Linked DNA regions of Homo sapiens: region 2 is linked to region 1. Evidence: chromatin contacts called from ENCODE Hi-C or POLR2A ChIA-PET data. All regions are on one chromosome and are shown on one strand. The core of a region is the stretch at or near the end of the contact, and the rest is flanking DNA. Distances in the headings are between cores, read along the strand shown.

Evidence for each region. A loop is a pair of places that touch in the nucleus more often than their neighbours do. ChIA-PET counts read pairs that join two places held with the same protein, here RNA polymerase II (POLR2A).
Region 2: a loop to region 1 is called in a map of PC-9, with 2.3 times the contacts of the local background. The contact joins two enhancer-like sites. A Hi-C loop is called at or near these places in 1 of 168 maps with a recorded cell type or tissue (PC-9). POLR2A ChIA-PET finds 5 or more read pairs at or near these places in 8 of 52 experiments (Caco-2, H1, HCT116 and 3 more).

What each region holds. Positions count from the first base shown.
Region 1 is chr19:41,156,533-41,161,093 of GRCh38, reverse strand. All of the region lies in intron 2 of LOC124904790, which reads left to right. Among named protein-coding and RNA genes, the nearest start is that of CYP2S1, 34 kb to the left of the region's middle. RefSeq lists an enhancer at 1,483-2,046. Within about 2 kb of position 2,018, at least 2 of the 41 ENCODE cell types and tissues checked have a DNase peak (open chromatin) inside an H3K27ac peak, as active enhancers do.
Region 2 is chr19:41,206,346-41,210,906 of GRCh38, reverse strand. It overlaps CYP2S1 (cytochrome P450 family 2 subfamily S member 1), which reads right to left. Exons shown (of 9, transcript NM_030622.8): 9 at 3,368-4,561. The coding sequence ends at 4,419. Among named protein-coding and RNA genes, the nearest start is that of AXL, 11 kb to the left of the region's middle. RefSeq lists an enhancer at 3,112-3,889. Within about 2 kb of position 3,311, at least 13 of the 41 ENCODE cell types and tissues checked have a DNase peak (open chromatin) inside an H3K27ac peak, as active enhancers do.

The DNA.
Region 1 (4,561 bases), core at 769-3,268:
CATGCTGGCTAATTTTTGTATTTTTAGTAGAGATGGGGTTTCACCTTGTTGACCAGGCTGGTCTTGAACTGACCTCTTCTCCTCCCCTCCCCTTACCTCTCCTCCCTCTTTTCTCTTTCTTTTCTTTTCTTTGTTTCTCTTTCTTTCTTTCTTTCTTTCTTTCTCTTTCTTTCTTTTTCTTCCTTCCTTTCTTTCTCTTTTTCTTTCTTTCTTCCTCTCTCCTTCCTTCTTTCTTTCCTTCCTTCCTTCTTTCCTTTCTTTTCTTTTCTTTCTTTCTTTCTCCTCTCCCTCCCCTCTCCTCCCCTCCCCTCCCCTCCCCTCCCAGCCCTTTCCTTCCCCACTGCCCCCTTATCCTCTTTCACAGGGTCTCACTCCATCACCACAATCACAGGCTCACTGCAGCCTCTAACTCCTGGGCTCAAGCAGTCCTCCTGCCTTAGCCTCCTGAGTAGCTGGAATTAAGGTGCACCACCACACTTGGCTAATTAAAAAACTTTTTTTTTTTTTTTTTTTTTAAGAGAGGGATTCTCACTATGTTGCCCAGGCTGGTCTTGAACTCCTGGCCTCAAGTGATCCTCCTGTCTTGGGCTCCCAAAGTGCTGGGATTACAAGCATGAGCCACCTTGCTTGGCCAATCTTTTCCTTTGTTTGGTGAGATGCCCCATGGTTCTGGTGTGCATTCTCCCTCATTGAAATGGGTCAGTGAACCTGGCTTTGTTAGACTACAAGTTAGTTCCTGGTCACCTTAGATTGATGGGTGAAGGGGTTGAGAGTGTGTTACCTCAAATTTGCCACCCCAGCATAAGCATTATTTTGAGCTGAAGACAGTTGAGAAAAAGCAGACACATGAAAGAACTCTGCCCTCCCCTTCTCTACCAAGAAGGGCAGGATGATTTCTTAATAGCCAATACAATCTCTAGACTCTTATCAGCCCACAGATGGCAGGAGGGGAATCTATATAACAAACCTTATGAGCCAGCCCTTATCTTCCACTAGTTGCCCAATATATTTATCTTCCCACAATTTGCTGTGCCCGGAAGCTCAAAAGTTCTTTTCCTGTGTCTTGTCATTCTCTACAAATTTATTGTTCTTTTTTTTTTTTTTTTTTTTTTTTGTTGTTGTTGTTGGTGTTGGTGTTGATCTGGAGTCCAACTCTGTCACCCAGGCTGGAGTGCAGTGTCATGATCTTGGTTCACTGTAAACTCCGCCTCCTGGGTTCAAGCGATTCTCCTGCCTCAGCCTCCCAAACAAATTTATTGTTCTTTATTAAGATGCTATGGCCAGTCACGGTGGCTCACGCCTGTAATCCCAGCACTTTGGGAGGCCAAGACGGGCAGATCACCTGAGGTCGGGAGTTCGAGACCAGCCTGGCCAACGTGGAGAAACCCTGTCTCTACTAAAAAATACAAAATTAGCCAGGCATGGTGGCACATGCCTGTAATCCCAGTTACTCGGGAGGCTGAGGCAGGAGAATCACTTGAACCCAGGAGGCGGAGGTTGCGGTGAGCCGAGATCGTGCCATTGCAGTCCAGCCTGGGCAAAAAGAGCGAAACTCCATCTCAAAAAGAAAAAAAAAAAAGATGCTACGTAAGCTCCAAGTTCATTGGCAGAAGTAGGGCCACGTGCAGTAAAGCCTTAACTCTGCTGGCATGGGTCCTTAAGTATTGAACATTCCAAAGAAAAAAACTGGCCCTTGACCACTCCTTAAGCTCTAAGCCTTTGGAATATCCTGCCTGATAACAGTATCTGTACACATCTGGGCCTTGGGTGGGACAGAGGGATAGTTTATGCTAACACCATGACTCATGGTGTCTGTTTTTGCATACCTGGGGCTTTGGGCAACACTGTGTTAGTTTGACCTCTGTGGGCTGGAGACTGAGGAGTTGTCACTTGGGTGCTCTCTGCCTATGTAACTGACCCCCAGTGAACACCTTGGACACCAGAGCTTGGGTGAGTTTTCCTGGTTGGAAGTGCTCCATGCTTGTCATGGCTTCTTGCTGGGGAATAAAGCCCTCTCCACACAAGTCCACTGAAAGAGGACAGGTGGCAGCTCATGGGATCTCCCTCAGACTCCGCCCTGTGAGCCTTTTTTTTTTTTTTTTTTTTTTTTTTGCTGATCTTTTTTTTTCTGTTGCCCAGGCTGGAGTGCAGTGGCATGATCTTGGCTCACTGCAACCTTTGCCTCCCAGGTTCAAGTGATCCTCCTGCCTCAGCTTCTTGAGTAACTGGGATAACAGGCACCTGCCACCATGCCTGGCTAATTTTTGTATTTTTAGTAGAGATGGGGTTTTATCATGTTGGTCAGGTTGGTCTCAAACTCCTAGCCTCAAGCGATCTGCCCACCTCGGCCTCCCAAAGTGCTGGGATTACAGGCATGAGCTAACACGCCTGGCCCAAAGGTTCTTTATGAACCTTAATGTGGCCCTTAATGAGAACTTGATTTCCTCTGAACCTGTTTATCTCCCATGCATCTTGGTAAGTGGTATTACCATACCCTGATTGCTAGAATTAGAGATCTAGGAGTCATTCTTTTTATTTTATTCGAGTCTTTTTTTTTTTTTTTTTTTTTTGAGACAAGAGTCTCACTTTTGTCATCCAGGCTGGAGTGCAGTGGTGCAATCTCAGCTCACTGCAACATCTGCTTCCTGGGTTCAAGCAATTCTTGTGTCTCAGCCTCCCAAGTAGCTGGGACTGCAGGCACATGCCACCATGCCTGGCTGATTTTTGTATTTTTAGTAGAGATGGGGTTTCGCTATGTTGGCCAGGCTGGTCTTGAACTCCTGGGCTCAGGCGATCCTCCTGCCTTGGCCTCCCAAAGTGCTGGGATTAGAGGTGTGAGCCACCACGCCCAGCCTGTTTCTAACTTTATTATGAAAGTGACATTCAGATATCTACAAAAGTAGGGAGAAGAATGCAATAAACTCCTATCACCTAGTTTCACCAATTATCAGCATTCTCCTCAGCTTATTTTATGTATTCCTGTTTTCCGAAGCATTTTAAACAATCCCAGATATTTGCCCCATAACTATCTCAGTATGCATTGCTTAATGATAAAAAGTTTAGCAGTACCATCATGCCATTATTCCAGCTAGCAAAAATAATATTCCTTTAATTTCATCTAACACTCAGTCCATATTCATACTTCTCCAATGATCTCAGAAAAGTCATTTTTGGTTACTTTGTTCAAAACAGAATGCAAAAAAGCCCTGAGACTGTGTTTGGTTGTTATATTCCCAAAGTCACTAAAAAAAACTTTATCAAGGTATAATTGACATAAAACAAATGGCTCATATTTATTTATTTATTTATTTTGATTCTCTCACATCAGCCTCCCAAGTAGCTGGGACTACAGGCATGTACACCATGCCTCGCTAGTTTTTTTGTTTGTTTGGTTTTTTTAGAGACAGGGTTTTGCCATGTTGCTCAGGCTGGTCTCAAAACTCCTGGACTCCAGCAATCCTCCCCACTTGGCCTCCCAAAGTGCTGGGATTACAGGTGTGAGCCACCACGCCCTTCCACTGCTCATATTTAAATGAGCATTTCTGTAATCTCAACATTTCCTTGTATTTTTTTGTAATCTCTCCCACCCACTTACACTCCCATCCCTATTTTTCAAGCAACCTCTGATTTGTTCTCTATTGCTATAGATTAGTTTGTATTTTCTTGAGTCTTATATAAACGGAATCATATAGTATGTTCCTTTTTGGGGGGAGGAGTCCAACATAATTATTCTGAGATTGATTCATGTTGCTGTATGTATCAATAGTACATTCCTTTTGATTGCCAAGTAGTATTCCATTGTACAGATGTACCACAGTTTGTTTATCCATTTACCTGTTGATGAACATTTGGGGTGTTTTCAATTTTTGGCTATTAAAAATGCAGCTTCTATGAACACTTGTATACAAGTTTTTTTTTGTATATTTATTTTTGAGACAGAGTCTCGCTCTGTTGCCCAGGCTGGAGTGCAGTAGTGTGATCTTGGCTCACTGCAAGCTCCACCTCCCGGGTTCATGCCATTCTCCTGCCTCAGCCTCCCTAGTAGCTGGGACTACAGGCTCCCACCACCACGCCTGGCTAATTTTTTTTTTGTATTTTTAGTAGAGACAGGGTTTCACCATGTTAGCCAGGATGGTCTTGATCTCCTGACCTCGTGATCCACCCACCTCGGCCTCCCAAAGTGCTGGGATTACAGGTGTGAGCCATTGCGCCCAGACTACAAGTTTTTGTTGTTGTTGTTGTTTGAGACAGGGTCTTGCTCTGTCACCCCAGGAGGAGTGCAGTGGTGCAATGACAGCTCACTGCAGCCTTGATCTCCCAGACTCAAGTGATCCTCCTACCTCAGCTTCTTGAGTAGCTGGAACTACAGGCGGGCGCCACCATACCTGGCTAATTTTTAAATTTTCTGTAGAGATGAGGGCTTTGCCATGTTGCCCAGGATGGTCTCTTGAGCTCAAGCGATCCACTCGCCTCATCCTCCCAAAGTGTTGGGGTTATAGGCATGAGCCACCTTGCCCTGCCACAAGTTTTTATATGAACATATATTTTCATTTCTCTTGAC
Region 2 (4,561 bases), core at 2,062-4,561, 49 kb before region 1:
CTGTCTCAGCCTCCTGAGTAGCTGGGATTACAGGTGCCTGCCATCATGCCTGGCTAGTTTTTGTATCTTTGGTAAAGACCGCGTTTCACCATGTTGTCCAGGCTGCTCTCGAACTCCTGACCTCAAGTGATCTGCCTGCCTCAGCCTCCCCAAAGTGCTGGGATTAAAGGCGTGAGCCACCGCACCTGGCCCCATTGCCTTACTTTTAAAAGAAGAAAACCTTAAACTTCATTCCTTTTCAAAGTGCACCGACATATAAAAAATAGTAATAATATTAAATCCAAGAAGAACTTAGCAGATATTTATTTCCTACGAAGTTCTGAAAGTTTTCACATTTCTTTCTGGATTTTTTTTTTTTCCCTTGAATCAGAGTCTTGCCCTTTTGGCCAGGCTGGTCTTGAACCCTTGGGCTCAAGCAATCCTCCCACCTCGGTCCCTCAACAAGGGTTACAGGTGTGAGCCACTGTGCCTGGCCCACATTTCTTACATCTTATCAATTTATTAAGGCTTTAAGATGGTAAAGCCTCAGTCAAGGTGTGACCAGCTAGGAGGTGGCAAAGTTAGGATCTGATTCCAATCTCATCTTTCAGTTCTCTATTATTCTCTGTTTTGTGCTATCTCTATAGAACTTAAGCCAATAAAGTGTTAACATCTTGGATTTTTTTTTTTAAAAAAGAAGCTTTCGCTAATGATATATGCATTGCTTAAGTTTTTTGATGAACTGATACGTGCGTTTACTCGGAAATGCCTAAAAAGTCCTGAACTGGTCTGGGCATGGTGGCTCACACCTGGCCAACACGATGAAACCCCATCTGTACTAAAAAAACAAAAATTAACCAGGCGCTCGCTGGTAATCCCAGTTACTCAGGAGGCTGAGGCAGGAGAATCGCTTGAACCTGGGAGGTGGAGGCTGCAGTGAGCCAAGATCATGCCACTGCACTCCAGGTTGGGTGACAGAGTGAGACTTCGTCTAAAAAAAAAAAAAATTGGCCAGGCGCAGTGGCTCACACCTGTAGTCCCAGCACTTTGGGAGGCAGAGGCAGGCAGATCACATGAGGTCGGGAGTTTGAGGCCAGCTTGACCAATATGGAGAAATCCCGTCTCTACTAAAAACACAAAAATTAGCCACGCGTGGTGGCGCATGCCTGTAATCCCGGCTATTTGGGAGGCTGAGGCAGAAGAATCACTTGAACCCAGGAGGTGGAGGTTGCCGTGAGCCGAGATCACACCATTGCACTCCAGTCTGGGCAACAAGAGCAAAACTCTGTCTCAAAATAAATAGATAAATAAATAAATCCTGAGCTGGTGGTCAGGTGTGTAGAAACGTCAGAAAGCAGTGTAGCAAAGTGCTAGTGGGAGAACCCAGGAAGTGCACAAGGTGTTCCTTGTACAATTCCCTCAACTTTGCTGCATGTTTGAAAACTGTCCTCATAAAATGTCAAGGGCAAAAATATCTTTAACTCTCAGAAATGTGCATTAAATTGCTTTCTGTAATTTGCCTTAAAATAATCTTTAAGGCCAGGCGCGGTGGCTCACACCTGTAATCCCAGCACTTTGGGAGGCCGAGATGGGCGGATCACCTGAGGTTGGGAGTTTGAGACCAGCCTGACCAACCTGGAGAAACCTCGTCTCTACTAAAAATACAAAATTAGCTGGACATGGTGGTGCATGCCTGTAATCCCAGCTACTAGGGATGCTGAGGCAGGAGAATCGCTTGAACCTGGGAGGCGGAGGTTGCGGTGAGCTGAGATCACGCCATTGCACTCCAGCCTGGGCAACAATAGCGAAACTCCATCTCAAATAAAAAAATAATAATAATAAAAAAATAATCTTTAAAAAGCAATAGGTGGCCAGGCACGGTGGCTCATACCAGTAATCTCAGCACTTTGGGAGGCCAAGGTGGGCAGATCACCTGAGGTCAGGAGTTCGAGACCAGCCTGGTCAACATGGCAAAACCCCATCTCTACTACAAATAAAAAAATTAGCCAGGCTTGGTGGCAGGCACCTGTAATTCCAGCTACTCGGGAGGTCAAGGCAGGAGAACTGCTTGAACCTAAGAGGCGGAGGTTACAGTGAGCCGAGATGATGCCACTGCACTCCAGCATGGGCAACAGAGTGAGACTCTGTCTCAAAAATAAAAGATAAATAAGTAAATAAAAAGCAATAGATAAAATAAAAATATCAGGGCAGGGTGCAGTGACTCACGCCTATAATCCCAGCACTTTGGGAGGCTGGGATGGAAACTCTTGAGGCCTGGAATTTGAGACCAGCACAGGCTGTATAGTGAGACTTTCTCTATAGAAAATAAAAATAAGAAATTTAGCTGGGTGTGGTGGCACGCATCTGTAGTCCCAGCTGCTTGGAGGCCGAGGCGGGAGGATCACTTGAGCCTAGGAGTCTGAAGCCACAGTGAACTATGAGATCATGCTACTGCACCCCAGCTTGGGCAACAAAGCAAAACCCTATCTCAAAATAAAAAAAAAAAAAAAGAGGCAGAAAAGGATATAGATGAAGTAAAAGCTGCAGAAAGTTGATGACTATTGAAATGAGGCTGGGTGATGGGCACCTGGGGGCTCATTGTATCTTTCTACTTTTGCGTATGTTTGCAAACTTCTTTGCTAGATAAGAAATTTATCTAGTAGCGACTCACGCCTGTAATCCCAGCATTTTGGGAGGCCGAGACTGGCAGATCATCTGAGGTCAGGAGTTCGAGACCAGCCTGGCCAACATGGTGAAACCCCATCTCTACTAAAAATACAAAAATTAGCTGGGCGTGGTGGCACACACCTGTAATCCCAGCTACTTGGGAGGCTGAGGCAGGAGAATGGCTTGAACCCGGAGGCGGAGGCTGCAGTGAGCCAAGATCACACCACTGCACTCCAGCCTGGGTGACAGAGTGAGACTCCGTCTCAAAAAAAAAAAAAAAAAAAAAAAGAAAGGAAATTTACAAATGCCTCTGGTTTCCTTGTGAAGGGGAGGCAAGAGAAAAAGGGTGGAAGAAATGGGAGTGGGCTTAGAGTCTGTGTTGCAAGCTAGTTCCTGTACTCAAGTTTGAAGAGTCTCTAGGGTCTGGATCTAGTTGGCTTCAGGCTCTCCCTGGCTGAGGAAGCCCCCAAGGTCCACAGTCCAGCTTGGGTTACCCCCTCCTTGCCCACTTCCCACCGCCGGACACCTTGGCCCTTTTTGGAAATGAGGCCCAGGGCGTCACCAGCCCTGCCCCTCCTCCCAGCTCCACATCTGGTCCTGATGTCAACAGCCAGGGTGGGCGGTGGCCATGTTTTTCAGCTCCCGCCCAGCCTCAGGGGAGGGGTGGACTCCCCTGTCCCCACCCCTTACTCACAGTGACTGACACGGGTCACACACGCAGTAGGCTAAAGGCCAGAAACAAACTTTAATTCCCAAGCCGGACCCTTAAGTCACAAGGAACGTCAGATCCGGCTCACTCCCTGACAGGGTGAATTGGAAACTGGCCCCTACTTGGTCTCTAACCCCTTCCACTGGGTCTAGTGGGGACTCTGACGCCGAACAGGGGCTGTAGATCAGTGAGTGTGTATGTGTGTGTGGAGGGGCAGCAGGGGCCGCTTTCCACGTGGTTACATAAGCACGTGTTGGGGTTGGGCAGGTGTTCCTCCGGTCTGAGGGTCCTCGTATGTCCAAAGTCTCTGTGCATAATCGCAGACCCAGATGTGTTTGCATTTGGTAGAATCAGGGTGCTTAAAAAGGGGTGACTGAGGGCTGCAGTTGCAGAGGTGGCTGGGGACTGTGCCTCTGTGGGGGCGGCGTGTCTCAGTGGGAAGATACTCTGGGGAGCCAGGACGATGTCGTACGTGGGTAGCTGTGTGGACAAGTGGTTGGGGGTGTGTGGACATCGGTGGTCACAGGCTGGGAGAGTGGTGTAGCCAAGAGAGGGAGCATGAGTTGGGGCCATAGACAGCGACAGTCTCTGGGTGGCATGACCCCGGAGGGGGCATGCTGTTCCCTGTGCCAGGCACCAGGGACAGGGACACTGAGAAGTTCGATGAATGGAGAGGGCGTGTGAGCTGTGAACATGTGTGGCCGTTTCTGTGGCTTGTGAAGGTGACAGCCAGACTCCCACGTGTGGGCTGCAGATCCAGGGGAGTTGGTGGGTTACCTGGCTATGTGCTTGTGATTGCAGATGGACTATATTTATGTCTGTGGAAAGCTAACCCAGCAGTTGCTTTGTGGCCCTTGTAGTTGTGTATGGGTGTGCGGTTGTGCATCTTAGCAGCATGAGTCAAGTGAGCGTGTGGGCCGTGGGACAGACTCCGGAAAACAACTGCAGGCGTGTAAATGTGGCTGCCTGCAGTGTACACTCTGGAGACATTAACCCTGTCCATGCCCACTGTTGAGGCTGGAGGCACCGTCCTGGGCACCCACCACTTCCAAGTTGCCTTCCTTCATCTGGTCTGCGTGGTGGAGTGAAGGTCAGTGGGACGGACTTGCAGCTGGAAGGCTGGGGGAATGTTGAAAAGGCCACTGACGGTGGGCTTGAGGCTCAGGGTGTCCGGCGGGCACGGGCTCTCCAGGGAGAAGGCTTGTA